Linked DNA regions of Homo sapiens: regions 1 and 2 are each linked to region 3. A link is a loop called in an ENCODE intact Hi-C map of the cell type or tissue named here. Cell type or tissue: Calu3. All regions are shown on one strand. Each heading gives the region's core, and the rest is flanking DNA. Links, peaks and the distances in the headings are about the cores only. Region 1 overlaps DIAPH2 (diaphanous related formin 2). Region 2 overlaps DIAPH2 (diaphanous related formin 2). Region 3 has its middle 120 kb from the start of DIAPH2-AS1.

Region 1 (10,802 bases), core at 2,315-7,314, 910 kb before region 3:
AGCATGTTCTATTTTTTTGAGCTGGAATGCCGTTTTCTTCTTTAGTGTGTCCGCCAAGCTCCTAAATATCCATCAAGATTAAGCTTCCTGTCAGTCTTAGAAGAAGCTGTCCTAGGTAACTCCTTCCTTCCCATAGCACCATGTTTATAGCTCTATTGTTATATTTAACATATTTTATTATAATAAGTCATTTATATGTTCTTTTTCCACAATGTACACAGCTTCTGTGTTCAAGAAACTAGGTCTAACGGGGAAGACAGACAGGTAAACAGAATAAAGATAGGACCTGAAGATGCAATATGGTAAAATGGCAGGCCAGCAGGCTATATGTAGTGTATATATATATATATACACATATATATATATTTCCCAGAGTGTTTTGAAAAACAGTATAATGAGGTACGTGTTTTGATCCACAATGTAAACTATTTCATACCCATTGTCTTATCTGTGACCTCCTCACATTTGAGTTTGCAAATCCTGCTATAAAGGGAAGAAACTATAGGAATTAGCTTCTAGAGGAAATGATTAGGGGTTTGTTCTAGAGTTTAGGTGGGATGGTTGTCTTAAGGAAGAAATTTTTTTGTTTGTTTTTTTTTCTGCAACTAAAGGGAATAAGAAAACAATATGTAAGATCACTGGTGAAAACCAGGTACAAAAGGGCTTTTGCATCATGGTCTCAATCTTCAACAGATGGAGAGGTTTATTCATTGATAAAAAGGGCAGGTAGGAAATTTATAGAGGTGTTTCAAAAAGAAATTCTAGAATAATCACTTTAAGTATTGCATTTGCCCAGAGATTACGTACATTGGTCCAAAAATGAGTGATACGAAAGCTAGACTGAAATCCAACAGATGGAATATGTAATGAACTAGGAGGTCGGCATGGGCCTGTTTTGCGTTTGTCTAACCAATGTTGATTAGAAGCAGAAATGGAGGCATTTGAGGCCCTCCTGATCTTGAGCTACCATCAGTCTTTACTTTTCACTATCCTATATAAATTGTACTTTAAAAGTCAAGCCAGGAAACTGCCTGTTACCTGAACAAAACCACCCCCTTAGCCTCAGGCAGTATTGCTTCTGACTTTGCTCAAGGGATCTTTTTTGTATAGAATGTTTTCTTTCCTTTGTCAACATTCTAGCCATCCTCCACAGCTCTTCCATGAAGCCTGTCTTGATCTTGATCCGCTCTCCCATTTCCACCTACAGTAATATATCTGAACTCCTATAGCACTTTATTTTTAACTCTTAGGGAGTCACTCTTAACTTTATCTTATAGTTCCTATTTCTTTATATATTCCTTAAGGGCTTTCAGAATACTCCTATTTTACTTTATGCCTGTAGTAATTTATATCCTTAAATAATACTGTCTCACATACTATGAGTCTTTGTATATCCACGATACAGACTCTATGAAGGAAGGCAAATTTTAGTAGCAATCATGGGTTTAGAGGCAAATGGACCTGGTTTCAGATTCTGTCTCTGCTATCCAAGGTCACATACTAGCTGTGTGACCTTGGATAATTTACTTCTCTGAATCTCAGTCTTTTCATTGATAAAATGAAGAGAATAATACTAAATTTGTGATATTTTTGAAGTATATTGTTTATGTTTAATATATTTAACATGTAAAGAATCTTGCAAATAGTAGGTCTGAATTACATTTTTGTTAAATGTCTTGAATTCTACAAAATGCTTGATATGAAAGACATAAAACATAAAGACTACATGGTAAAATGAGATAAGACTGAGCTGCCTTTTTTGTTGTTGTTCAGTGTTCAAGATGTTTGCTATTTGAAGATTTAAAGGGAAAAATGGGATTTATTCTGGGTCAAGAATGGTGGGAAGGATTCAGCTGGATGCTGGAAGGAGAATGTTTTGCCTGTTTATTGGAAGCTATTTGTTATGTGGTGTGGATTATTGCTGGGCTTTGAGGAAAAAAGTAAAATCATATATGATCTCAAGTTAATATTGACAAGATTATTTTAAAGATTTAATAAAATAGTTGAGGATTTGGTATAGATACTGTCTGTGATGGGAAATGATAAAATATCTTTCTGGTAGATCTCTAGAAATAGCAAACAGAATTTGGAGTAGGGAAGAGATAAAACTGAATTACTTTTTTCAATGGCTTCTCGTTCTAAATAACTGTTGCAGAATTTTGTGAAGCAAAATAAATTGTTTTTATTATTTAGTAACAATGCATGAAACAGATTTAGAAAACAGCTAAAATGATTGATTTTATTTCACTACAAGCCAGGAATAATTTATCCACAGGTAGAAAAATAAGCATTCTTCTGTGACAAAAAGTAAGAATTGATATGATTACATATGATAGTTGGAAAATAGCAAACATTGTAATGACCAGACCTTATAATTTTAAATAAGAGGTAATTTAATAAGTTGGCAGCAGCAACGGCTTTTTGGGAAAGCATTTGTCTCGTCATCAGAAGAGTCTGAGTTTGAATCCTGATTCACTACTCATTCATTCCCTGTGAGCTTGTAAACCTCTCTAGACTCAGTTTCATTCCTTTCTTGAACACAAAGTTACTGGGTACTTATTAGTGCCAGGCATTATTCCAGGTGCTGGAATGATGAACCATACAGATAATGTCTTCATGGAACTTACATTCAAGATGGGGAAACAGACAATATGACACATATAAAATATAATGACAGGTAAGCGCTATTAGAGAAAGCAGAGAGTGATCAGGGTGTGGTATTTTAGATAGGCGAGCTCTTTGGGCAAATGACATTTGAAAGGAGACCTGAATGAAAATGGGAAGAGCCATGCAAATATCTAGGGAAGAGAGAACATCAAGTGCGAAGGCCTTGAGGCAGGAGTGTGCTTGGAGTATCTGAAGGAATAGCAGAGGTCACTGTGCATGGAGTGGGGTGAACAAGGGAAAGTATGGGGGTGTTTAATCCCAAGAGTTAGGGTGACTAAAAACATATGTTAAGCATAGTTAGTGGGTTGTTAATTTGGAAAGGTAAGTTCAGGTCATTTTAGGAGAGATATTTTGAAGAATTGTCACTTTAATAGCCAGCCAGGAGCCCTGGAAGGGTTTGAGCCGTGGAACGACAAAATCCAAGGTGTATTTGGGGAAGAGAAAGGTAGCAGTGGAAATTGGAGAGGTTAGACATAAGGGCAAGGAGATCAAGTTGGGGGTTGTTGCTGTAGTTTAAGTAATAAGGGTGCTGAACTGGAGTGTGGTTAGTAGGAACTAAATGGAGGATATAGATGAGAGACAGAGACTGTGGAAGTAAAATATCCCAGCCTCAGCAAATGATTTTAAAAGGGCAGAAGAGATGTATGAATCAATAATGACTGAAATTTCAAGCATGGGTGACCAAAATGACTTGAGCATTCATAGAGTAGTCAGGGACGAGACCGAGTTTGGAGTAAAAGAAGATTGAGTTCAGTTAGATATGTTAATCAGGGAGAAATTACTAGAATCACAATAGCAGGAGTAAAGGTATCACCATGCAAGAACATTTATTTAGCTCTTACAGCATTAGCAGTATAATTTTATAATTTGGTTCTCTGTTTCAAACTACTGCTTTTACCATTTTAAATGTACTCTCTGTATATTGCTGCTGAGACTATGTTGCTGATCATTCTAATAACATTTACCTGCTTAAAAGCTGAAGCCTGAATATCTTTACTAGGTATTGAAGGCCAAGTATACTTGTAGATGATTCAGTGGACCAAGACAGAGAAGAGTGAATCATTTTGGTGGCTTGTAGTATCATTTACCAGATAAACAATCTGACATAAAATTAAGAGGTCATATTTGTACCTTTTGCAATGTTCCTAATAATCTCAGTCAAAAAAACAAGCCCATAATAGTGAAGGTCAGATACAAATGCATGCTTCTTTGCCCTAATGGAGCATGGGAATCATGAGCACTAACTGAATGACTGTTGCAAGAGTTTTCTCAAAATAGAGCCAAATGAACTCCCACCCGCCAGCCGGCCCTCTTCCAGGCTGACAATGAAGGTAATACTGAGAGTAAGTTTCTGTTAAAAGTATAAACATGGCTGGGCGCCGTGGCTCACGCTTGTAACCCCAGCACTTTGGGAGGCTGAGGTGGGTGGATCACTTGAGGTCAGGAGTTCAAGACCAGCCTGGCCAACATGGTAAAACACCATTTCTACTAAAACTACAAAAATTAGCTGGGCCTGGTGGCAGGCCCCTGTAATCCCAGCTACTAGGGAGGCTGAGGCAGGAGAATTGCTTGAACCCGGGAGGCAGAGGTTGCAGTGAGCCGAGATGGTGCCACTGCACCCCAGCCTGGGTGACAGAGCGAGACTGTGTCTCAAAAAAAAAAAAAAAGGATAAACATATGATCAGGCTTAAAATAATAAATTTAGTGTTATCTATGTATTACTTACTATAAGCTGCCTGATAGTAATATACCTAAAATACCACCAAGTGTGGCAGCATGCTTTGTAGGCTGTTAAGCTGCTACTACATTAATAAATTGAAGTTTTATTAGTTTATTTATAGAATAGTATTTGATAATTACCTCACGTAATATTACACTTGTGTCAGGCCAATTATTTGAATATGTTCTGTGAAAAAAGATTAAATCTTATTTTTCCTTTTTTCTCCTTTTTATAATTGTGTAGTCCAGAAGGGGGAGACAAAACATTGATTATTGGAGGTTGAAGTAGCTGCTTCGTGATGATAAAACATTGTGTTCTTGTATTCCAATTTGATTTTTTTAAATGGGTTTAGAAATTGTAGGATAGTTGCTACTGTAAAATATTTAGTTTTATGGTGGTGATAATTTTGTTAAAAATCTAAATTCAGTCAGAATAAAAATAATGCCATTATTTTAAACTAGCATATATAAAATAGAAAAACTCATTTGGTGATCAGATGAAAATAAGACCTGAAACTATTTAATGATGGTATATTATAAGTGATCTTTTAAAAATAGCACAAACACTATTAAAGTACCAATTTCAGTCTTTTCTAATTTCACATTCATTATATGCAACGAGTAGCTACTTTCCCATTTCCTAATGTTTTAACACTGCAAGCTAACTTGTACATTATACTTATTTTGGATAGGGGTATCTGTATATGTTTTGAAAGGTTTTGTTATTTGAATTTCCCTTCATTTTTGGAACACTATCGTATCAGTTCCTTCCCTTCCCGTGCATTGTCATAAATTGCATTATTTCATCATGCCAGATTAAATTCATTGTTCAATGAATGCTGAAATATAGATTATGAAATATTAACAAGTCATCTTACCTTGGGCATTTGGAAATGTCTAAAAGACAGCATGAATGTTAGTATTATGTTTAGACATGTATTTTGAAAATTGATTATATTAATATTTATGAATAGGGGTCATTATGTTTTATAATCTATCCTGATATTAGAAATGAAAAGATGTATATTTCATGTATGATTTTGCATCACAAATTCATTAGCTGTGCATTTTGATTGTGATCATGTTGGATATTTCTATTGAGGATATTTTTCTGTGTGTATAATCAGGTAAAAGAATCAATTTAAAATCTGATGCTTGATATAAGACATTTAAGACTAGTATAGCCATTATTTTTTGTACTGGATTGGTTTATTTTACTAACAATGGAAAAAATTTTGATCATCTATGTAGAATGAGGTAATTATATGATGTCTTTTTTTGTGTGTTTTTGTTGTTAAGTAATATAGTCTCTACAATATATATCCTTTAAAAGCTCTGTATAAAATTTGCTGTTGCCATTATAAAACTTAAAGTGGCATAACAGAGGGATTTTTTTTATGAGGCAATGCTTCCTCTATCCAGATAGCCTTGTCGGCAGGGGAAAAAGAGGAAACAATCAGATTACAATCAATGTTTAGAAGTTACCTTAGGCTAGATGTAGTTGGCTCATGCCTGTAATCCCAGCACTTTAGGAGGGTGAGATGGGAGGATCACTTGAGCCCAGGAGTTCAAGATCAGCCTGGGCAACATGGCAAGACCCTGTCTCTACAAAAAAATAAAACAATTAGCTGGGTGTGGTGGCACACTCCTGTAGTCCAATCTCCTAGGGAGGTTGAGGTAGGAGAATCTCTTGAGCCTGGAAGTCAAGGCTGCAGTGAGCCGAGATGGCGCCACTGCCCTCAAGCCTGGGTGACACAGTTGAGACCCTGTCTCAAAAAAAAAAAGTTAGCTTAGCTACTGTATATAAAATTTTGGGCCCTTTTCTCATATATTTGATTCCATTTTTCATTTTAGTTAATCAAGTTTCTTCTGTCTGTTTATCTGTTCGGAAAGGACTGTTTGGTTGAACAAACATTAGTTCCTTTGAATAAGTAGAATAAGATAATCTTAAAAAGAAAAAGGCCGCCTTAGATTTATGAAGTGTTTCAGAGTGTTTAAAGCCCTTCATGTATTTCCTCACTTAAGCTACGTGTTATATGTATTTCTGTAGGTTCGTGCATCAGTTTTTCAGAAGACATTGCCTCCATCTCCAAATTCTTGGAGGCTAGTTAGAGTCTGGCCTTATCCCATGGAGATTTTTTTGGCTGAAAGCTATATGGACAGTCTTTTGAGTAGTTTGTACTGACCAAGGTATTTCCTGTCAGTGGTCCACTGATATTCATAACATTTAAAAATGATACATGATATTCATAACTTGTATTAATATCTAGTTTATATGCTTGTATGAAATGCTTTCTGGGTCTGCATTGCTAAATAATGGTGATGTGACCAGTGACATTTAGAGTAATTTTTTGTACTGTGGTCACCATAATTCGGATACCATGATTATTACATTAATTGCATGTGCTTTTATAGTTGCAGCCATAATTACCTATTAAAACAATATAGAAAAAAATGAACTTTAACAGCATCAAAGATATTAAAAGCATTTGGGTTCATTTTTTATGCTGATCTGTTTGTAAATTTTTAGTAACCTGTCATGGTTCTTTTCTTTAATGAATTTGTGATCTAAGGAGAAAATAACTGCTTGTGCAATGTAACTCTTGTGCTTGGAGAACATAACTGCTTTGTATATTTCTGGTAAATCATTTATTTTTATTGATGATTATGATGCTTTTTTGGCAGAGTGCTTATCCACTCAAAGAGCTGTTCTACGAAGTGTGATTGGTGTCTGTATCCAAGATATAACATGTATTCTATGTGTTTATATATGTCTCTCTATATCTATTTATCCATCTTTCTGTCTATCCTCCCAAAGTTAAATGAGCTTAAATAGGTTGCCTCTGTGTTAGAAAGCAGAGAAGTATTACTAGAGAACTGAGGCTCTTCCCCAAAATTATTTCAGATTTTCTTATTGTGTGGAGTGGTTTTGCTTGGAATGAGAAAAGCTATGTGTTACCGGCTGAATTGTTTCCCCCCCCCTCCCGCCCTCCCCAAATTTGTATGTTGAAACCCTAACATATCAGAATGTGACTGTGTTTAGAGATAGGGCTTTTAAAGTGTTAAGTTAAAAAAAAAAAGATGCCTTTAGTGTGAGCCCTAATCCAGTCTGACTGGTGTCCTGGTAAGAGGACATTTGGACACACAGAGAGGTGCCAGGGTTGTGTGCAGACACAGAGGAAAGGCCATTTGAAGACAGAGAGAAAAGATGACCATCTGTAAGCCAAGGAGGGAGGCCTCAGAAGAAACCAAACTTACTGACACTTTGGTCTTGGACTTTTAATGTCAAGAATGGGGAGAGGGGCCGGGTGATGTGGCTCATGCCTGTAATCACCAACACTTTGGGAGGCCGAGGCAGGCGGATCACTTGAGGTCAGGAGTTTGAGACCAGCCTGGGCAGCGTGGCAAAACCCCATCTCTACTAATAATATCAAAATTAGCTGGGTGTGGTGGCACATGCCTATAGTTCCAGCTACTCAGCAGGCTGGGGCACGAGAATCACTGGAACCAAGGCAGAGGTTGCAGTGAGCTGAGATCGCGCCTCTGCACTCCAACCTGGGCAACAGAGTAAGACTCTGTCTCAAAAAACAAACAAACAAAACACAAAACAAAACAAAAAAATAAAGGGACAACAAATTTACAAAAATAAACAAAACAACAAATTTCTGTTGTTTGTGTTCCAGTCTGTGGTATTTTATTATGGCAGCCCTAGCAAACTAATACAGTATGTAACAGTCATTTTGTTGTATTTAACACTGAATAATAGTGAACTTTTAGAGAACACTAAGTGCCAAGAACCGTGCTAGGCAAGCTTCATGTAAAACCTAATTTAATCCTCATAAGAATTATCACCCCCATTTTATAGATTAGGAAAGTGTGGCTTAGAAAAGTAGGTACATTGTTTGGGGTTACATAGTAAGTAAGTGGGAGAGCTGGGATTTGAATCCAGTCAGGCTGACTTCAGAGCTTGGCCTCTTAACCAATAACTAAGTAAGATTTGGTGGATTTCAGGCAGTTGTGGATAATAATTGACACCACAGGTGTTCATCCTCTCTAACACTGTTAATATTTAGTCTTTCACCATGTGCTAGTAGGCAATTCTTATTTTCTGCCAACTGGAGAATACCTACAGTCATACCTACAACACAGAGAGAACCTTGCCCATGGAAAAGCTGCTACATTACAGAGAATTAAAGACCTCTGTGCACGTGTTGCTCAATGGGCCAAAAATGACTCTGCCGATATGGTCTTTGTGGCTTTCATAGCAGATGTTCACGAACAGGTAACATCAATGCAGATAAACCATATACTCAGCAATTTAAATGTGAGGAAAAAGATACATAAATATTAGAAAGAATCCCATTTTTAGCAATGGCCTATAATTCTAAGCCATTTTTCCTGTGTCTGAAATAGATTAACCATTGTGCCTCTTCGAGTTTTTTTTCTATCTGTGTGTTCACCTTTCTTATGCACGCTTGCCTTTTATAATTAATTTCAATTAAACATTAGTTTTGTTTAAATAATACTGTGTAATTAAAATGCTTATGTGCTCTCAGAGGGCAAGGACCATGTCTTAATACACTTTAGACATTTTTAAATACACTAGGCTATAACAGCAATAAAATAATTAAACATCGTTTTGTTCAATCTCTACATATTCACAATTCCTCTGACACTGAACTGTGTATAAACTAAAATCAGAAAGCTGCTAGTTATTTTATAATGCTTCTCAAAACAGAAGTCCTCTTCCATTGGAAATGCAGTCTAGCATCTTAAAATCTTTTTTTTTCTTTCAAGAATAAAACTAAATTTCTTCTATTGTAATTTAGGTCCCTTGCCTCTTGGTAAGTTTTCTATTTCTGCTGAGGACCGTTGTTCATCATCACCCATGCAATCTCTCTTAGAGTACTCATAGGTTTAAGTGGTCCCTCAGCTGCTGCTTCTCCCACTTCCTTTAATTTTTCCATATAATACTGCCTTCTTTTTAATTGCTTTTAGAGTGTCTACAGTTTGGGGCCTCAGAAGTGGAAATGCTACTTGATAATACACCCAATCTAAATGTTCATTCTTATTTTACTCAACGTGTGCTTGTGTGTGTGTGTGTGTGTGTGTGTGTGTGTGTGTGTGTATACTTCCTCAGTTTTGGTGGTGCCTCTTCTATTGATGGTGATTGTTATTTTTTTGTTATACAGATGTGACTAAAATTGAGAGTTTTTTCTCCCCGTTCTCTTCGCATTATCTAGGAAACTCCAAAGATAGCTCTTCATCATACCAACTAGAAACATCTTGAGTGTTCACCTGGAGTTTTTCTCCAGTTGTTTTCGCTTATAGCTTGGTGTGCGAAGTTAATCATACCCGTAGGAAAACCACCACATGAAATGGATGCTTAGAGCGTACGTTAAAACACAGTGAAAATCATAATATTTGGGCTTTGAAGACCTGGGGGTTTAGGTCATGGCTCTCTCTCTTAATGGCTAAGTGATTGGGGGTAAAACACACTCAACCTTTCTGGAGCCTAAGTCTCTTTATCTGTACTTACTCTGTCATCCTAATAGAGTTACTGAATACTTTGTAAACTGTAAAACACAGTACACATTTAAATCATTATAGTAATCAGTTAAGGAAGTGATTCTCATGGTAATTCCTAATATATATATTTTTGAAGAATGTGTTGATCACAACTACTGCCACCTTTTAGTGACACATACATCAATGCATTTGTTCCTTTATTACTCAGTGTTAGTTTAGAAGCCAGTTATAGTTATAAACTTTGTAAAAGCTGACGTCTTCTAAGGTAGCCCCTAGGCTACAGACTACATGTAAAGTTACCCTTTTTATGAAAAGCCACAAGCAACTGTGAAGATTATCCCTAATCTTCCATCTAAATATGAAAATATTTGCATTTTAAGCTGCATAACCATGGTATCCTTTTCTTCTTTTCTTTTCTTTTCTTTCTGTGTTTTTGAGACAGAGTCTCACTCTGTCACCCAGGCTGGAGTGCAGTGGCGCAATCCCTGCTCACTGCACCCTCTGCCTCCTGGGTTCAAGTGATTCTCTTGTGTCAGCCTCCTGAGTAGCTGGGACTACAGGTGTGCGCCACCACACCTGGCTAATTTTTGTATTTTTAGTAGAGACGGGGTTTCACCATATCGGCCAGGCTGGTCTCGAACTCCTGACCTCAAGTGATCCGCCTGCCTTGGCCTCCCAACGTGCTGGGATTACAGGTGTGAGTCACCATGCCTGGCTGCTTTTCTTATTTCATTTGAACTCTTTTCTCCAGGTATATTATATATACTGTATAAATATTATTAAATTAAATATTATTATATATAGTATATAAATTTGGGGTTTAATGACTGTTTCTAAACTAAGATCACATGAACTCAGAAATGGTAAAGTAGTACTTTGAGATTTGT
Region 2 (10,802 bases), core at 2,076-7,075, 660 kb before region 3:
AGATTTATGTTCCTTAAAATGTTAGTATGTTGCTGGGCATGGTGGTTCACACCTGTAATTCCAGTGCTTTGGGAGGCTGAGGTAGGAGGATTGTTTCAGCTTAGGAATTCAAAACCAGCCTGGGCAACATAGGGAGACCCCATCTCTACAAAAACTTTAAAAATTAGCCAGGTGATGCACGTCTGTAGTCCTAGCTACTTGGGAGGCTGTGGCGGGAGGATTGCTTGAGGCCAGTAGTTCAAGGCTTCAGTGAGCTATGATCACACCACTGCACTCCAGCCTGGGTAAAAGAGTGAAACCCTGTTTCTTTATGTACTATAGGGATATGTTAAGTATTTGGCAATTACAAATTTTATTCACATCTAGACATTTATTTGATAATTTGGGTTTCTAACTCTTATTAGTAGTTTGAAATTATTTATTATAATGTTTTGTCATTGGAAATAATGCAGATTTTATTTTCAGACTTTAATTACTTTATCTTGGATATTAGACTTGCTATTCTTATTCTTTCTTTGTTTCTAATATTTTCTTTCTGTTTAACTTCATTCAAAATTTCATGGTTTGGGTATCATTCTGTACACCTATGAATTGATTTAGATTATTTTAAAGAGTATACCAATAATACTTACAAACACATATCTAGTGCTTGCTATGTACCAGACACTGCTCTAAGTGTTTAATGCACCTGGACTAATTCTAACAGTAACCCAATGAAAACTAATATTTTCCTCATTTTATAAATGAGAAAATCGAAGCGTAAAGAGCTTAAGTAAATTAACCAAGGTCACACAGCTAGTAAGTGGGAGAGCTAGAGTTCATACCCACACTGTCTGGATTCATAGCTCAGACTCAACTCTTTCATCATAATGCACCTCTTGACTTACAGGACATTTCGTTAGTGACAAGAATTTCCAAATGTGGCATTTCATTTTCTGTTCTAAGTATTTTTTAGGACAGTATATTGGAAGCAGATTTGCATTCATACCTATAGAAGTAAGAATGTAGTCATTAAGGGAAAAGATTATACCATGTTGCTATAAGAGATATTTTAGATTCCGTGTTTTCTTTGCAATTTACCTTTTACCTATATAAATAGTTCAAATACCTTATCTTAGCAGTGATGCTACACATAAAACATGTTTTATTAAAACATAGCTAAAGATGACAAACCTGCTTCAATATTACCAAAGAAAATCAGATTACATTTGGAATAAATAATCAACAGGCATTCAAAAATATGTAAGTACATAGTTCAGTCTTGCAAGTTATAGTCTATCTAAAAATATATAGGTAAGTAGTAGTCTGGGAAGAAATTATAGCCATCTGCAATACAGTGAGATGGATACTAGGGGTTTTCTTACATATCAACTCATGCAAGAAGATACTGATATTGTTTCTTTAGATTATATGGGCTAATCAAAGCAAATTAGAAAACTTTACACTTTTAATTTACATTTAAGGTATTTTACCTGGAAAAATATTTCGATTTTATGTGTAGATTTTGCTAAAAATATGATATTGCATTTAATGTTATCAGTTAATGTTACCAAACTCTTCTAAATGGAGAAATTCTGTGAGATCCCTGGTGTCTCTAAAACATTTGGTAATACCTTCAAATGAACATCCAGCGTATTCATATCTACACATATTCCAGAGCCAGTGTCTCTAAAACAGATAGGGATTCAGATCATTCCCACATCAGAGAAAGACATGCTTTAGTCTGTGTAGGTTAGGGAGGCAAGAGTCACCCTCTTTGTGTGTGTCAGTGATTTATCACTCTTCCACCCAAAAGAAGGCTTGTCCTCTTTCCCTCAACCCTGTTAGTGCTTGGGGGTTTGTGTTCAAACATAAATTTTGTCATAGCTATACTATAGTAGCAGACATGAATAGATTCACTTATATTTCCATTTATTTCTCCTGAGTATGATCTGATTAGAAGAGGTAAAGAAACAAAGCAACTAGCCAATATGAAAGGCATATCATTAAAGCCAGAATAAAATCTGACTGTTCTTGATTTCCATCTCAAAATAACTGATGTCTTTCCTAAGTTGAGAATGACCTGATCTGTTAAAAACAGATTAACTCATCAATTCTGACCAAATCTTCTTAAGAAGGCTAATAGGCTTCTGTTGACTAGACACCATTCCCTGTTTCATTTTTCTGATATCCTGGATGGGGGTCGGAGTGTTGTTATTCCTGAGAAAATCGATATATCACTGTATTGGAAACGTTTGCTTGTGGTAGCAACAGTCTTGATGTTTGATCATGTTAGGTTTTATGAAGTGTTGATAGATTTAGCTCCAGACTTAAGAGTTACCTACCCAGGCTGGGTGCGGTGGCTCACGCCTGTAATCCCAGCACTTTGGGAGGCCGAGGTGGGCGGATCACTTGAGGTCAGAAGTTTGAGACCAGCCTTGCCAACGTGGTGAAACCTGTCTCTACTAAAAATACAAATATTAGCTGGGTATGGTGGCATGCACCTGTAGTCCCAGCTACTCCTGAGGTTGAGACAGGAGAATCGTTTGAACTCGGGAGGCAGAGGTTGCAGTGAGCCGCGATTGAGCCACTGCACTCCAGCCTGGGTGACAAAGCAAGACTCTGTCTCACACACAAAAAAAGAGTTACAGCCGGGCGTGGTGGCTCAAGCCTGTAATCCCAGCACTTCGGGAGGCTGAGGCGGGCGGATCACGAGGTCAGGAAATTGAGACCATCCTGGCTAACACGGTGAAACCCCGTATCTACTAAAAATACAAAAAAAATAGCTGGGCGTGGTGGCGGGCCCCTGTAGTCCCAGCTACTCGGGAGGCTGAGGCAGGAGAATGGCGTGAACCCGGGAGGCGGAGCTTGCAATGGGCCGAGATCGCGCCACTGCACTCCAGCCTGGGCGACAGAGCAAGACTCCGTCTCAAAAACAAAACAAACAAACAAACAAACAAAAAAACAAAAAAAAAGTTACATACCCAGAGATCAATTGAGAATGCAATAATCTCTAAAATAAATCATTACTTTTTAGTAGTCTAGAAATCATGTGGTAATATTAATTTTTATAAGTGGTAGAACAGAGTAATAAACAGTTTCAGCCATCTTTCTCCTAAGTCTCAGTTAAGAGTTTCTCCTCCATTGTGAAAGCTGAAAATGGGAAAGAACCTATTCTTCCTGTCTAAATGTTGATATCCTTGGACTCTAGGATCCAGTAGAGACTTAGGTATCAACACCAAGTATGGCATTACCTTACAACACTCCAAACAGACCCTGATTCATAATAGTCTGTGCTCTTGCCTGAAAACTTTATATATGAACATGGATATGTTTATTTGAAGGTATGTTTAATATGGGCCATGAGGACATTATGGTTACCTAACTGAGGATAGAGATAATAAAAGCATTTTAGAATCATTGTAATCCAAACTTGAAAGTAGAAACTTCACTTTAAAAAGCAAGATAGTTTATATTTTGATAGTGCTCCCAAAAGTTGAAGATTGTTCTTATGGGGACTCATATTGTTGCATAGTTGTTAGTAAAATACCATTTATAATACAAGTTCTGTTGCCATTTGGTTAGGAAATAAAAAGTAACCAATGTAGTAAATGCTCAATAAATATATTTTGATTATTTGTTGAATGCATTAACATATAATTGTAAAAAAAGTAGAAAGCACAAATCTTAGATGGAAAGGATCATAGAACTGAAAACATAATATAATTATTTTGCAGTACATCTGAGTTATATTGTGATGTACTTTCCTAACCAAGTCCAAATTAATCAGGAGCTCTGGGAGAATCATCCCTAGAAACAATGCCTTTAAATAGAGGGTCAGAGGAATTTTCGTATTTCTGGATTTCAAACTGCAGGTGGCTCTCTTGATCTTTCAGTTCTGAATTTAGGTTAAAGACTGCTGTTCTGCCTTCTTCCTGTCCTTGTTACATCCAGACTATCAGACTTCCTGTTGAAACACTGATAATTGTCTTATTATTGGATTGTAAGCAACATCGCTTTTTCTCACATGTAGAAGATAGAGTTTTTTTTGTTTGTTTGTTTAACAAAATATATTGCTTGGCCTTCCTTTAAAATGGCTCTGATTTGCCTTTGCATGTCTTGTGTGAGGAGTTGCTAAGTATCAATGGCATTGTTGATAATGCTTGTAAAATAGCATATCAGTATTCTAGCATTATTTTAAAAGAACAAAAAACAGGTGATTCTAATCATTTTCCTTCCTCTCATTTTCTGGGTAGCATTGCTGTTTTATCTCATAATTTATTTTGTACACATCTGGTACTACAGGAATTTTAGGAGTCCCAAAATGAATATGAAAACCTGTTGATACAACTTTAGGTGGAAACCTAAGCCTTATCTGTCCTTTTATTCATTCTGATGGTTATTTTAAAGAAATTGCTGGATACCATTGAAGTATAGAGATACAAATATTTTTATAAATTATGTGCCGAAGTAAATTATAAATCACATGGCTTATAGTGTGGATTCTTAAATTATCAATCATATCACTTCATATTTTTATAAGCTGAATATCTAATTCTTTTGCAAAGTAAGTTACGTGCAACTGCTACCTTTTAAAATAATAGATAAATCTAAAATATGGTGGGTGATAAAGTGCTAAAAAGATACTTCTTAGCAATACTTAATTGTGTTACAACTGTAAGCACCAACAGCCAAAAGATTGTTTGCAATAAAGACCTTATACTAAGACATTCATCAAGTAATAAAATATAACCTCAAATGTCTAATTCTAAGTGATATGTGCCTTATAAATATACTTGTAGTAGTGCTACAAAAAAGGCACAGATACCAAACTGACCTTAAAAGTGGCACATGTGGCGTTACTGCAGCTGGGCTATTGTCTTGGAGATTCACAGAGGAGGCCTCCCAGGAATTATTTGTATGTTCCTTTTGTGTAAAGTTTTTGTCTGGAAAGTCGCTGTGCAAACAGTAGCTGTTCCATAGCACCTGCTTCTGTTGAGGGAGAGTGAGTCTTTTATTTAGAGAGCATCGGTAGCCATTTCATTCATTACTGCACAATGGACTTACATAAAGAGCAGCATTCCAATGACGCCAAAAGAAACCAGAGCTTCCAACACGCTGAGGCGCTTGTAAACATTGAGTCTCCCTATGTTTCTTTCTAAACTTTTCTTGCAATTACATCCAGGTCTTTATTTTGAGGAAAAAAATAATTGATTCAGAGCAATAATAGGAAAAGTTATAAACTGCAATTTTTAATTTAAAAAGCTGTATTATGTAAAATGCTGTGGCAATGTCATATATAAGCTTGGTCATTTACATAATTATTGCTTTAATCTTCTTAAGGTATTAGAAAATTAATTGCATTATAGAAATAAGGATGCCAAAATATTTCATAGAATTTTTTTTAATGGTCATGGAATTGTTTTCAGTGTGCCTATCTTCCTAACATTTAAATGATTTTATTATTTTCGTGGCCAATCATCTTCAATATGATGTCAATATCCAGTGCATCTGCTACTTTCCAGCCCTTTCATTGACCCCTGGCAGTGTGGTACCCATGTTTGTTACTCTACTGAAACTACTCTCTCTATTGCCTCTAGTTCCTACCTTCTAACCTTTTCTCTCAGCTATTATCATTCTTCATCTTTATGTTTGATAAGACCTTCCTGATACATCTTCTCTTGGTTTTGTTTTTGTTTTTCAAGAAACCTGTACCCATTAGCAGTCACTCCTCATCTTCCATCCTCAAACCCCTGCCCCTGTCAATCACTAACCTATTTTCTGTTTCTATGTATTTGTCTATTCTGGACATTTCATATAAATGGAATTACATAATCTGTGTTCTTTTTGTCTGGTTCCTTTCACTTAGCTTATGCTTCCAAGGTTCATCCGTGTTGTAGCATATATCAATACTTCATTCCTTTTTATGGCTGAGTAGTATTCGGTTGTATGATATACCACAGATGGTTTATCCGTTCATCAGTTGATGGACATCTGGGTTGTTTCCACCTTTTGGCTATTGCAAATAGTGCTGCTATTAGTGTTCCTGTACAAGTACTTGTTTGAATGTGTCTTTTGAATTCTACTGGGCATGTATCGGTATATATCTAGGAGTGGAATTGCTGGGTCATATAGTGATTCTGTGTTTAACATTCTGAGGAACTGTCAAACAGTTTTCCAAAGTAGCTGTACCATTTCACATTCCCACTAGCAATGTAAAAGGGTTCCAGTTTCTCCATATCCTTTGCAACACTTGGTATTGTCTGCTTTTAATGTTAGCCATCCTAATGAGTATGAGAATATTATGGTTTTATTTGCATTTCCCCAGTGGCTAATGATTTCGAGCAGCATTTCATTTATTTATTGCCTATTTGTATATCTACTTTGCAGAAATAGCTATTGAGATCCTTTACTTTTTTCTTTTTCTTTTTTTTTTTTTTTTAGTGAGACAGGATCTTGCTCTGCCACCCAGGCTGGAGTGCAGTGGCACAACCTTGGCTCACTGCAACCTCCACCTCCCAGGCTCAAGTGATCCTCCCATTTCAGCCTCCTGAGTAGCTGGAACTACAGGCACATGTCACCACACCTGGCTAATTTTTGTATTTTTTGTAGAGATAGGGTTTTACCATGTTGCCCAGGCTGGTCTCCAATTCCTGGGCTCAAGCTATCCACCTGCCTCAGCTTCCCCCTTTACTCATTTTTAATGGGGTCATCATTTTATCATTGAATTGTTGCAGATATCTCCCATTCTCTGGGTTGTGTTTTCATTTTCATGTTAGTGTCTTTTGAAACACAAAAGTTTTAACTTTTATTAAGCTAAATTGATCTGTTTTTTTAATTGTGCTTTTAATGTCATATTTAAAAAACTGTTGCCTAATCTAAGGTCACAAAAATTTATACCTCTGTTTTCCTCTAATAATTTCATTGTTTTACCTAACTTCATTTTTTTTCCATGTGGCTATCCAGCATCCCTGCACCATTTGTTGAGTCTATTCTATTTCATAATTGTCACCCTTATCCAAAATTCATTGACTGTAAGAGATTATTTCTGGATTTTTATTTTTATTCCATCAAACTGTATGTCTATCTTTATGGCAGTACCTCAATGTCTTGATTACTATAGCTTTATAGTAAGTTTTGAAATTGGCAGGTGTGTGTCCTCTACTTTTTTCTTCTTTTGATACATACTGACCTACTTAGTCTTCTGCTTTCTTATGATGATCAGCTTTTCTTCCCACTAGTTTGTGACTCAGGTTCCTTTTTAACATTCTTCAATGGTTTCCATCACACCAAGCACCGACCACCATTACCTTCTCTGATGGTTTCATATGATCCCATTTTCTTCACTTAGAAAAATATTCACAGAGTCACAAATCCTGTCTAATTAATTCATATTTATTAGATGAGGAATAAGAAATGGAGGAAAAAGTCAAAAATCTTAACACAGTTTTTAACCACCCCTGGGTTGCCCACTTAACATCATTCAAATCTGCAGCAAAACCATAGAGGAGACTAAGGTAGTAGGGATGGAGAAGAGAAATTTTTGAGAAATCCTCAAAAGGTATAATTAACGAGACTATTATTGATAGAGAAATAATTGGGTACTGGAGAGAACAGTAAAACAAGTCCATTTTGCTATATTTTGGCAAAAATTATAATCACAGCTATTTTCTTTTTTTTCTACTAATAATTGGATGGTTATGTTTAAGAACAGTATGACAAAATATCATTTTAGTTGAAAGTGCTAAAGGATGATACAAATATTTTTGATGGTTTTGTTATACTTACTAGTAATCTAATATGACAGTATTATGCGTACATGTACCATGCCTTCTCGTGGGATACAAGCTATATTTGGCAGCAGGGGGAAATAACAAATCACAAGAATAAAGAGCTCATATTTTTACATTCATATTTTCAGAATGACTTTAGTGTTTCCCCTTGTGTTTCCCATGTGTGTTTCAAATCACCTTATTCAATTTTGCTATCTCTGACTCAGATATAGTGTACTATACATATATAATCTGTCATCAGTTTCATTTTTAAGTGGAAAATTACATTAACCTCTGGATTTTCAGTGAAATGTTTTTCATGGCACTATGAAAACACAATAGTGTAAATTGTACCATGTTGACATAGCTAATTATTCAAAACTGGGTCATGGCTTAAATTGTAGTGAGTAGAAACATACGCTTAAAATAATTGTAAGCCAATAACTATACTTTAGAGACTTTGTGCCTTTACTTGTCATATTTTTGAGACTCGATTTGATTTCCTGTTTAGTTTAACAAATTATTTTACTCAGGGCTTTACAATATCTGTCCAGCTCATTAGTTGTTACTTCTTTTACCCTTTTTATACTTGTTCTGGCTTTTCAAGGCTCACTGATTAACCACCCTTTGCAGCATTTCTCAGCCCTGGTGTGTTAGCTGAAGTCATACTACTTAGGGAGATTTTAGGTATTTTCTGTAAGTGATGTCCATGGGTGACTTTAGGGGAGCCATTTATGTATGGAGGCCACTGGCTATTGGAGCCTGACAAGAGGTCTCCATAACTAGTTTTCATCAGAATGCAAAATGATAAAATTTTGAGGAATAACCTTAGGCATTCATTGGAACCTATGGGGCGGGAGGGGGGGGGACATCCTAAACTGTGATAATAAAATACAGAAAGTTGGAAAAATAATGGAAAAATCTATAATTCTATAAACTTTACAGCCTACCTCAATGCACAAAAGGTGTTTATTATAGTATAATGTATTCCCATCTTTTGTTCAAGCATCATTCCATCAAGGGAATGCCCACTGTATTTAATCTTGTTAACAGTATGTTAATTGCAAGTGCTAGTTGTTTTTCTGCTTTCTTTTGTCAATTCACATTTATTAAATGCATACTTATTTTCTAGGCACTGTGCTGAATGCTAGGGGTACATAAATAAGACTCTGTGTCCTCGGGGAATGCAAGGATAGTGGGGAAGATAGATAGGTAATCAATTATTATCATAACATGTGTAAATGCCAGAAAAGAGAAGAGTAGGATATTGCAGGACCACAGAGGGGAGAAGGCCACCGAACTCCGATGAAGGGAAGTAAGCAAGAATTCCCAGTAGATGTTGATGCCAGATCTGAATTTCAAAGTCAGAATGGGAATTAGCCAATTGAAAAAGGATTGCAATAGCAAAAAATTCTAGACACAATGAGAGTACACATTGAGGCATGTGTTAAGGTTTGAGAAACTGTGGTGTTTTCAAGAAACTCTAAGTTGTTTGGTGTAAGTGATAGGTAGTGTACTTTTAGGGAAAGTGGTAAGAAATCAGGGCATAAAGGGATGAAGTTACCTACTCACTAATGGCCTAGCTTGCAGTATTTAGGAGTTTAGATTTTATTCTAAAACTAACATGGAATGAGAATATGTTAAGCAGAGAAGTAACACTCTCAGATTAAATAATTATAAAGATCACTCTGATTATGGTCTGAGAGATGTTTGGGACCTGGTTGGGGATGGAGAAGGGGCCATTTGGTCTTGAGGCAGAGACTAGTCTGGAGCTTCTTGCAATATAAATTGAGGCAAGACATTGCACATGTCATAAAGTAGTGAGAATAAGAGCTTTGTACATATTCTATATAGAGAAAAAGTACAAAATTTGGTTTTAGAACTTGATAAGGGCTATTATTTTACATTACTCAAATTACTAAATTACGGTTCTATTTCCTGAATTTATCCTTGTCATTTTGATTGGAATTTTGAGTGTTGGTTAGGCAATTTAGTGCCAGATCTTTGAACTGATCAGTTTAATGCCACTAGATAGCTATTAATAATAATAGCCATTATCTGTAGGCTTTTTTCTATTCTAATTTCCCTAATTTTTAAGCTCTTGGGGGGCCAGTGTGTTACCTCATTCTTGTCTCTTTTTACATCTATTACTGCTATGCTCCGCTTAAAAAAGCACTCAAGTCCACAAATCTTAGTGTAAAGGAAGTATTTCAAAGAGATTATCTCAATTACAAAAGAACTTGCATAAGTTTCCTGGAATATTTTTAAGAGAGTATATTATGAAAACTTAATTTTATTTGCACCCTTTGCCTAAAGGATGTACTGCTTTGTTTCAGAGAGTCTGACTTATGTGACTAACTACTTTGGCTCTTTTAAGTTTTCAGTTTTCCTCGAATAATTCAGTATCTCTATTGGGATCATTAACTGTTTACTTCACACAACCATTTACTAAAGACCTGGTCTACTCAAAGGACTATAATTCTAAGTAAGACAGTATGATGCCCTTAAGGAACATGTGTAAACCATTGTATGGTATCCTTCCCAAGGGTTCTGGATTCTGTATTTTGAAAGTCTCAAATTCACTGCCAGCCATCTACAAAGAGGTTGCTTCTTTTTCTGGTAGAAAAACAATTCCTAATATGCTATAAAAATTTTGTTGAGAATATTTGATCTTCAGATATAGTTAGGTTTCCATAGATACATCTAGACTAGATATCCATTCCGTGTCAAGAAATGAAAATGTGAGATTTTTATGAGCAAGATTAGCAAACAATTAAAACCAGTTTCCAACTTTAAATATTTGAAATCCTCACATTCACAGTGTACTTTTTTTCCTAAGTAAGATAATAGCGTCAGAGATCAGAAAGATGCCAGATCTAATAAACTAAGTCAGCTGCATTAGAATGCTAGTAAATGTCCTTTTGAAAGGTCATCTCCATTAGTCCTTTTGTTGCTCTCCTTATAGGGTTTTTCCCCCTCTTTCTCTCTCTTCTTTTGAAAATGGTCATAGCTTACTTTAGCTAAATAGAGAATTTTATGAATTATTTAAAG
Region 3 (10,802 bases), core at 2,846-7,845:
AGCCAAGATGGCGCCACTGCACTCCAGCCTAGGCGACAGAGTGAGACTCCGTATCAAAAAAAAAAAAAAAAAAATGAAGTACTGTTACATGCTGTAGCATGTGTGAACCTTGAAAACATTAAGTGCTTAAAGAAGCCTGACACAAAAGACCACATGTTGTATGATCCATTTGTATGAAATATCCTGAATAGGTAAATTCATAGAGACAGAAAGCAAAGTGGTTGCTATGGGCTGAAAGGAAGGGAGAATATGGAATAATTGCCTAAAGTGTATGGGGTCTCCTTTGCAAGGGATGAAAATGTTTTGGAACTGGATAGAAGTGATGATTGCTTAACATTATAAATGTACTTAATGCAACTTAATTTTACACTTTAAAAAGGTCAGTTTTATGTCATGTGAATTCTACCTCAATAAAATTACCTGGAGCTCTCTGGAAGGTGAGAGGATGGTGGGGAGGGCAAACAAAATGTTTTCCTTTATTTCTGTCATTCAAGGTTGAGTTACTTGTTTCAAAAGATGTTTTAAAGAAATGAATGAAGCTGAAGCTGAAAAAAAAAATCATGCTAGCTTAAACCATGGCAACTGTACATTATCTGAGTTAGGGCACGTGTTTTCTAGCCAGATTATTCTAAAAACCATGCTAATTAAGTAAAATAATGGCAATTATAATGAAATGACAACCAACATCGGGCTTCATGGATGAGTATACTTATCACTTAAACATACAGTTGTTAAATCAGGGCATTTTTTCCATTACGTACTATTTTGGATGGTACCAATCCTTATTTTCTGGAAGAAATCAATTTTAACTAGAACCATTGCATTTTAAATTTCCATGCAGTGTAGGAATAAGTTAGTATTCATTAATATTTTCCATACGTACTTTCACTTGCAAGGTGTTTTCTTTCTGGATTCAACAGTCTATCAGGGAGCTATGAAAAGGTATCATCAAAGAGGCAAAATCCCAACTGCCTCCAAAACAGGCAAATTTTACTTCTGCTACACAGCCCTTGAGTGTATCTCAAATATCTTTCATTGTTAATGAGCCAAATTCTCCAAGGGCTTCCACTTCTCCCCAGGGGAAAGTTAGACACGTGGAGAAACTGCATCAACATACAAACCACCAGGGTGCCATTTGGCAAATTTCAGCTTCCATGTTCTGGGACCCTAGAGGAGATTAATATTGTTTCCCAGGCTGTCAAAGTTCTTCTCACGTGTAGTTGGGAAAATCAATTAAAGTATTGAGTAAAATTTGCACGTACTATTTAGATATGCCGAGACAAACATCTAAAACTAGATTGCCATCCTGGAAATTAGTGGATGAAATAATGTTCTCTGAGTGCTCTGGTTTGGGTACTTAACTATGTTTTCATTTATAAAAAATCAGGGAGAAAGTTGGAGGGTTCCGTGAAAATTATTTTAAATATTGTTCAACATCACCTACAGCAAAGTCAGTTTTTCATTCACAAATCTCACTGTGCATGTTTCTCCAGACCTTCATCTTCCTCTGGTTATATAGAGCACATTATGCCAGTATCCTAGAAAGAGGGATGGCAATTAACTGCATGGGTAATTTGCTATCTAAGTCAATCATTTTGTAAGGGGTATATGAGTACCAGAAGAACTTACAGTAACTGTTAAATCAGTTAGTAAATTAGCAGGATAAGCCATTATATCGAAATTGATTTTTTCTCTTCTTCCTTTTCCTTCCCTTCAATTGTCTATAAGTGTATTGTTTGTAATTATACATCACTACAGACTGACAATCATTGAGTAACCAAAACAATTCCACCACCATATCCATCATCTGGCTCATTACCACCACATTTCACATATGGGAGCAATGGCTACAGAAAGCACTAAATAAACTGGTGTTAGTCTAAAGAAAAGTTACATTTACTTTTTAAAAGAAAGGCTAGGTTTGGCCGGGAACGGTGGCTCACGCCTGTAATCCCAGCACTTTGGGAGGCCGAGGCAGGTGGATCACTTGAACCCAGGAGTTCAAGACCAGCCTGGGCAACATGGCAAAACCCTGTTTCTGCTAAAAATACAAAAATTAGCCAGGCGTGGTGGCGCATGCCTGTAATCTCAGCTACTCAGGAGGCTGAGGTGTGAGAATTGCTTGAACCCAGGAAGCGGAAATTTCAGTGAGCCGAGATCACACCACTACACTCCAGCCTGGGCAACAGAGTGAGACTCTGTCTCAAAAAAAAAAATAATAATAATAAAAATGTTTATTTTAAGAAAAAATATACAGCTGAGAATAATGCATTTTCTCATGCTCTTTGCTTTGAAGTTTGATCCTCAAATATTTTTGTTTGCTGGAGTGTTTTTCTTTTTTTCCTTTCTTTTTTTTTTTTTTTTTTTCCAGAGATGGAGTCTTGCTTTGTTGCCTAGGCTGGAGTGCAGTGGCCCGATCTGGGCTCACTGCAAGCTTCGCCTCCCAGGTTCACGCCATTCTCCTGCCTCAGCCTCCTGAGTAGCTGGGACTACAGGCACCCGCCATCACGCCTGGCTAATTTTTTTTTTTTTTTTTCGTATTTTTAGTAGAGACGAGGTTTCACTGTTTTAGCCAGGATGGTCTCGATCTCCTGACCTCATGATCCACCCGCCTTGGCCTCTCAAAGTGCTGGGATTACAGGCGTGAGCCACCACACCCGGCCCGCTTGTGTGTTTTTCAATAACTCTGATATGACTTGTAGAATGGCATCAAGAAAACTCTGTTACTACAGATGTTGAGGTTATTCTTCCTATTCTAGTTACCATTGCTAAGGAACAAACCACTTCAAAATGTAAAGGTTGAAACCAGCAGTCATTTTATCACCTCTCCTGGTTTCTGTGGGTCAGGAAGTTGGGGAGGGTTCATCTGGGAGGTTCTGGCTTGGAGTCCCCCTGCAGTCCCAGTCAAACAGTGGCTGGGGCTGGAGAGTTGTGAGCTGGAGCAGAAGGGGCTTGCAAGGCATCTCTCTCTGTTCATGCAATTTTGGCACTTCTCCATGTGGTCTCTTCACACAGGCTAATTTGGACTTCCTCAGAATGTGGCAGACTCAGGGCTGTCTGAAACCTTCAAGGATGATTATTCCAGCAAACAAGGCAGACACTCTGTCACCTAAGACCTAGCCTCAGAAGTCTTGCTGCATTATTTCTACCTCATTACTGATTGCAAGCAAGACACAAGCCCAGACAGATTTAAGGCGGGGTGGGGGTTGGGGTGGGGTGGGGTGTGGGGAGAGGCGGGCCTGGGAGGGAGGGGCCAACTGCATCTTGAAGAGGGAGTGGCAACTTTCTAGAGAGCATGTGGGGTGGAAGATATTATTGCAACCACCTTTGGATAATATAATTTGCCGCACCTGGTTTGATCACAGCTTTTCTGTTATTTTGCTCTCCTCTAAGTTCCTGGTCAATTGAGGTTTTTCCTTTTGGCAATCAAATGCAACATCATGATTATGTTTTTATTAGGTTCTGTCATATATATGGTGCTGTGCCAGACACTTCAGGCTTGATACAAAAAAAATCATGGTCTCTTCCCTCTGAGAGATTATCTTCAAATGAAAAGAATGTAAACAGATAAGTAATACACATTTTATTCTCCCCTTTTTGGTCAAATAAAAGAAAATGGAAAGAGTAATAAAATAAACTTATTACATTCTCAAAATAACACCCCAAAAGACCCTTCCCTTTAAGAAAGAGACTATAAATGCATTTTATGTTACTAGATACTTCACTTAGGAATTCTTTGTTTGAAAGTAATGGAATAGTAACTCAATGTAGCTTAGGAAAAAAAAGGAGGGATCATAATAAGAATAGAAGAGTATCTCAGAAAGCCCAAGGACAGAAACGTTTCTGGGCCTCGAGAACAACCTGGAATGAGAACTCAGATGTCATTTGAGATTTCTTTATTGTTCTCTGCAGTCCAGCTTTCGCTGCTTCTTTTATCCACGTCATAAAAAACACGGCAAATTTAGTGCTTAGGATTCCATGTACTTGCATAGCCACTAGAGAGAAACTATTTTCTTTGCTATCTCCATATCCAAATGGGTTCAGCTGACCCATGGTTTCACAACAAATGTGGCTAAGGGCTGGAGTGGCAGTATGTGACTATGACAGCTTCACTGTAATCGTGTAGCTCTAAAGAGGGGTCAAGGCTCAGAAAAGGCGTGCTGAGGAATTAATCCAATAGGTGTCTACTAGACCAAGATTGGGGAACATACAAAGAATTGATGCCGTGCATAGATAGAATAAGAAACTGACCACCTGATACTTTTTAAAAGCTTGTTAAAGGCCCTATCAGATCCAAACATCTCTCTCAATAATCTATCAAAATGTGACTCTCTTCTTTCTCATGTTCCCATAGTTATTTTGGAGGAGAAAATGAAGTCAGCTCAACATTTTATTTTTAATCAAATGTTTTATCCTCAGATGCACTGGTTGACATATTACATATGTCAGACCATGACCAGAATAGTGGACTCAAGTGTCTTGACATATTGGTGTGTCACAGTCAGTTGTGCGATATCACAAGCCATATGATGGAGTCAAACATTCTGAAGTTTAAAAGACCTACTTCAAAAAGAATATAAAATTACAGCAGACTCAAGGATAGTCCTATAATACCACCATTTCTAGTTTCTAGTCCTATGCTTTTTCTTTTTGTTCCAGAGACACCCAGGCTGGAGTGCACAGTCACAGCTCACTGCAGCCTCAACTCCTGGGCTCAGGCAATTCTCCCACCTCAGCCTCCTGAGTAGCTGAGACTACAGGCGTGCACCACCATGCCCAGCTTAGTTTTTATTTTTTGTAGAGATGGGGTCTCCCTACATTGTCTAGCTTGGTCTTGAACTCCTGGCCTCAAATGACCCTCCCACCTCAGCCTCTCAAAGTGCTGGGATTACAGGCATGAGCCACCATGCCTGGCCAATATGATTTCTTGAGTGGACAAAAATTACAGATTGTGCACAAGGCATTGCATAAATGCTGGCATGTTATAGGAGCTGGGTCATAGATGTAATATCATCAGAAACATGCATTGCCATGGAAATCAAGTTTAAAAACTCCTGCATTAAGAACCTCGAAGAGCTTGAGAAAAGGTATAGGACAGATTAATTTCAATTTGATTGTGGGACTAGGGAGATGTTGTGAGAGAAGCTCTGGGCAGGCTCTGCAAAAGGTGTGGGTGGGAAGCTATATCCTGGACAGGAAGGAGAGAACCAGAACAGGTCCTTGGAGAGAAGGCTGCTAAAGTAGATATGAGGGAAGGGGAAAGAAGGCAGGGCATGGAAGAGAATCTTCACATATCTTATAATTTTGCCCAGGACAAGTCCTGTTTGTGCAACCTCATTATCATATACTTAACATTTTTTCATCAGGACAAACTTTCTGTAATGAGATTCCACCTGTCTCATTAACAAGTTAATCAAAGCATTCATGAGCCATACACAGAAACCCACAAGCTCATCTCTTAACACTTGGCAATCTGTACAGCACTTGAGGAAAAAAAGATTGAATACACATGCCAAGGCCAATTTATCTCAAATTAGCAACCAAGAAAATAAATGTAAGAGTAAATGGCAGAAAGGGATCATGATAGTCCATTTCCGTAGGGAGGTGGACTAATAGACGCCCACAGATGAGCTCTAAGTACCTGAATAAGTATTGTGATATTTTCTGTCCTTCATATTTCTAGTTTGCTGTTTTGACCTTCAAGGGAATATTCACAATGTTAAAATGAAAAGGAAAAAAACTTGCACATCCTCAAATTAGGTATGCTGCCACCAGGTGGTTGTAGTATGGCACAGCCATGTCGTCCAGGCAATTAGCATACAGTATAAACAGGTGTCTTAGAAAGAGGATTAGCACACTATTCCCATATTCTATTTTTAAAAAGTTATTACAACGAAAAAGCTTTGGTTAAATGTATAAGGAGATAATTTGCTTATAGATTTTAAGATTTTGCTTTGTTTCAGTTTTGTCTTTGTAAAGAAATGTATGCTTATGTACAATTTGGTATCAGTTTTACTAATCTTTAATTTTGTGATATCACTTTGAATTATACGTTGTAGTCAAAAAGCCACCCTGTAGGCTGGGCCTCAACCTCCTGTAACTTACACTGGATATCAAAATGACCAGGGTACTTATCTCTCAGTGAGGGGCCTACTCTTTTGTCTTTTTGTAGGTAGCCAATTCAACTTGCCTAACTGGTCTGAGATAAGTTCTTTTTGACTTTTCAGTTTACAGAAGCCCTTCTTCTTTTCTCTAAACCTAACCAGGGAATAAGTTAAGAAAAGCACCTTGCTATTTAGACCAATAGTTTGTGTTCTCCATGATGTTATTTGCCATATTTCATCAATAAAGTGTATTGAAGGGAACACCATGGATTTACTAACACTTTCTTTATGGTGTGAAAAGTAGGGAGAAATGTACTCATTCATTATATGAAAAATCCCAACTGGAGATGCCTTAAAATGTGCAAAATATATATTAGTTAGAATTGATAAAATAAGGCAGTAATCTCTCTAATAGACCATTTAATTGCTTTGACTAAAACTACAAGTTCCTTGATTTGCACAAAAAGGTCTCTGATTTGCTTCGCATATCACTTCTAGCTATGTAGTTGAGAGAGTGGCCAGAAAGATCTTTCCAAAACTGGGTTTTTAAAAGGCCAATATTCCATGCTTAAAACAGAATATTCTGAATTAGAAATACATTGGTAGAAAAATTTGTATTGATTATACCATAATATGTCCAACTCTTACGTTTGGATTATGTGAGATTAATATCATCATATCATCATCATCATCATCATCATTGCCATCCACCATTCAGCTATTTCTTGAGCAATTACTACTCACCAGGCTCTGTGCTAGGTGCTGCCTATTGTTACAACAGAACTCAACCAAAGATATCCTGTCAGTTATTCACAAGCCCTCTGGCAACACCTTCTTCATGCTGCAAACCCACATGCACTGTATTTTCGCTATAGCTTTCCATGAAAGAGCAGATGTTATAAAGATCACCCGAAAGTGAATCAGAAGAGTCACAGTCTTTGATGCAACATATAGTAGCACATTCAGGACTCTGTATTTGGCTATGTGAAATTGTTTGGGGAGAATCAAATCTTTCTGGAGCCTTGACTTATCTGTACTTTTATCGTGCCATTTTATGTGTCTTATCTCATATAGGCAATTTAAGTAAAATGACCCATTTACCTGATGTGGCATTTGTTACAAAGGTCATTTCCCACTGTGCCATAGTGAAATAATTAGCATGATGATGTGATGTACGTCTGTTTTGGTATTGTTCTGAACACAGATAATTTATCCCAAAGCATTGTCTTTTGGCACCAAGACATTTATCTGTTCTTCAAAGGTACTTCTGCAAGAGATGATATTATGAAGATAATGAAAGTATGTCCATTACTTTCAGAACGAGTCATTTAGCAAGATGACAAGTGTTGTCCAGGCTTTGTTGCCGGAGTTCTCTGTCTTTTGGGTTCTGACAGTCAGACCACAGGAAAGTGAGCAACTTTAGCATCTGTTGTTGCTTCCTCCTCCCAATCTAAAACATTATTTTTATATAGGGAAAGAATGCAAATTGAGAAACACTTTAGTTTTCTATAATATCATTTATGTACACAGGGGGTTTCGACACTTTTTCTTACCCAGGAATTACTTCCTCATTGTCCACCACCACTATAAGAATGAGAAGGTAGATGTTATCATGTCAGCTTAAAATTCACAGGCAGTTTTCACAAAAGAAGAAAATGGGTTAGGCATGCAGGAAAGAAAGGGTTTCATAAACTATTTGCACAAGAAAAATAAATGATGTTTCCAAAAGACACAAAAGAATGACAGGTAAGATTGCCAATTCAAGATGGCAGATTTAATGAAAAAATTAGCCTCTGATTTCTCCTACAACATTACAAAAATTAAAATAAAGGGATACCATAAAAGGCATAAGCCTCCAATGGAAAGTAAATATGAGAGGTGAGCAGGTAATATTAATAAAATTTTGGGAGCTGGAAAGCTTATGGCCAAGTAATACGTGATTTTAAAATAAAATAAAAAAAAGGCCTAATCCTAAACTGGCAATGGGAAAAGAGAAACAATTTACATTGGCAAATTTTATATTAAGAAACAATTAACAGCCTGGGCAACATGGTGAAACCCCATCTCTACAAATAATAATAAAAAAAAATCAGCTGGACGTGGTAGCGCATGCCTGTAGTTCCAACTACTCAGGAGGCTGAGGTGGGATGATCACCTGAGCTTGGGAGGTCAAGGCTGCAGTGAGCCGTGATCGTGCCACTGCACTCCAGTCTGGGCAACAGAGTGAGACTCTGTCTCAACACAGACAAACTGAAAAACAATTAGATCTAACAAATATCCTCTTCTTCTGAATGCATTGGAGAACCAGCCTTCCTACACCTTGACAGAAGATTGTGAATTTATTTTCTGCAGAAGGTAAAATAGAGGTTCTGGGAAGGGAATGCCAGTCACAGTGGAGGGTTGGGTACTATACTGAAAACAGAAGTATTAAGTCAAAATGTACACTGGGTACTGTAATGAAAACAGGAGTGTTAGTTGAATCTTGAGATCCCCAGCCGTCTCTCCCAACTCCTGTCTCAGAACACCATCATCTAGGCAAGAAATCTGAAGTGCTTTCTTTGGTGAATCTAACTCACATAACAGGAAAGACCTAAAAATACTGAAATCAGTTATTCCCCAAAGAAATGACTCAACCAGAGTACCCTACAAGGAAACATACAAGCTCAGAGCTTATAATTGGCTTTTCAGTTTCTCATTCTTCAATATGAGCAGACAGCCAAGGATGACCAGACAAATGAGGAAAGTCTCAAATATGAATGACAGAGACCATAACAACAAACAAGCACATATATAAAAATCAAACAAAAGTAACCGGGTAGGAACAGACTATGCAGTGAGATATATTATATGAGAAAATATCCATGAAATAATAACAAGTTTTATACACATACACAAACATTCAGGAAATAAGGAAAATATCCTAGAAATTAAAAATATAGCAGAAATACACTCAAAAGATAAAGTTTTAAAGATGAGTTTTAAAGATAAAGTTTTAAAGATAAAGTTATTGGAAAGCAATTAGGAAGTAGAGCAAAAAGAATGATAGAAACAAATAGAAAATTAGAGGATTATTACAGGAAACTCAACATTATAATATTAAGGAGTTTCAGAAAAAGAGGACAGAGAAAATGTAGGAAAGAAGATCAAAGGAATAATTCAAGAAAAATTTCCACTCCTACAAGGCATAAATCTCCATATTGAAAAGGCCCAGGGCTAAAGCACATCACTATGAAATTTCAGGATATCTGGGACCAAGAAGAGATACTACAAACATTCAGGAGGATGAACCAGACTCAGAATGGCATAAAACTCAATTGCAATATGGGAAGCTAGAAGCTGATGGCACAAACTTTCAAAATGTTAAGAGAAAATTATTATCGACCTAGAATGCTATACCCAGCCAAACTATTAATCAATTATGAGGGCAAAATAAACAAACTTTCAGATTTGAGAAATTTCAAAACATTTTCCCCTCTCCCCAAGCACCCTTTTTCAGAAAATAACTAGGGCATATCTTCCACCCAAATAGAGGTGTAAACCAAGAAAGCGGAAGGCTTGTAATAAAAGTCACATGGGATCCAGCTTAGAACAGGGACAAAGGGAATCCCCAGAATGATTTCTTACATGGGAAAGAATAGGTACATAGAAAGCTAAGGGAACAAATAAAGACAACTATTAACTATCCATGTCGGTTTAATCAAAATAATATAATTATATAATTATAAGGTAAGGATGGGAAGACAGGAAAGGAATATGTGTATATATTTGTATATAGTTGGAGACAATATAAGTTAATAAGTCTTGTTTTCAATAGTGGAATAGTGATTGATTATTTCTAAAGCCAAAAAATAGCAAAGTAACAATGTAATCATATTGTTTAGACCTGCATTGCTAAATACAATAGTCACTGCCACATGTGGCTATGGGACACTTGACATGGGGCTAGTGCAACTGAGAATAAGTTTTTCAATTTATTTAATTTGAACTGATTAAAGTTTAAAGATCTTATACTCAATTCAGTTATTGGAAAGCTTTTAAGTGTTTGGAACAATTTATGTATATGAATTTTTTTTCAAATTATAGGGAAGCTACACACAGATCAAACATTTTTGATGAAAATTTTACATCCAAATTGAGATGTGCTGTTAATGTAAACTGCATACCAGATTTCAGAAACTTAGTATGAAAAAAAGATGCAAAAGATCTCACTGACTTTTTATATTGAATATATCTTGATATGATAATATTTGGGGCATACCCGGTTAAATGAAATTTTTTTTACCTTTTTGTTTTGACTTTTAAAATGTTGCTACTAGAACATTTACAATTCACATATGTGGTTCTCATTATATTTCTAGCAGACGGTGCTGATTTAGACTAATAGCATTACAGCATTAAATATCAAAAGATCCACTAAAATAGATGAAAGTCAACTTCAGGGATCAAGATATAGGGCATGGAGGAGGTCAAAGGGCCACTGTTTGTCATAGTACTATAGAATCATATTCTATGATATAATAGAATTATTTTTATTGAGACAATAGTTGTACATATTTATGGGGTACATGTGATATTTTCATATATTTAGATCTGAGCAATGCAGGTCTAAATAATATGATTACATTGTTACTTTGCTATTTTTTAGTTTTAGATATAATCAATCAATATCCCACTGTTGAAAACAAGACTTATTCTTTT

What was found. A loop is a pair of places that touch in the nucleus more often than their neighbours do. Peaks named below come from ENCODE experiments on the same cell type or tissue, not always from the same donor. Only the 100,000 strongest peaks of a DNase experiment are listed, where the experiment ranks them.
Region 1: a loop joins it to region 3, with 18 times the contacts of the local background. A loop is called at or near these places in 20 of 110 quality-filtered maps.
Region 2: a loop joins it to region 3, with 10 times the contacts of the local background. A loop is called at or near these places in 15 of 110 quality-filtered maps.

The regions. Positions count from the first base shown.
Region 1 is chrX:96,765,879-96,776,680 of GRCh38, forward strand. The region is part of intron 4 of DIAPH2 (diaphanous related formin 2); the gene reads left to right. Among named protein-coding and RNA genes, the nearest start is that of DIAPH2, 86 kb to the left of the region's middle. In Calu3, for the core only: a CTCF peak has its summit at 4,632 (motif pointing right); no DNase peak of the experiment used is centred there.
Region 2 is chrX:97,022,742-97,033,543 of GRCh38, forward strand. All of the region lies in intron 17 of DIAPH2 (diaphanous related formin 2), which reads left to right. Among named protein-coding and RNA genes, the nearest start is that of RPA4, 140 kb to the left of the region's middle. RefSeq lists an enhancer at 4,708-5,310. In Calu3, for the core only: no CTCF peak of the experiment used is centred there; no DNase peak of the experiment used is centred there.
Region 3 is chrX:97,680,178-97,690,979 of GRCh38, forward strand. No RefSeq gene overlaps it. Among named protein-coding and RNA genes, the nearest start is that of DIAPH2-AS1, 120 kb to the left of the region's middle. In Calu3, for the core only: no CTCF peak of the experiment used is centred there; a DNase peak (open chromatin) is centred at 5,784.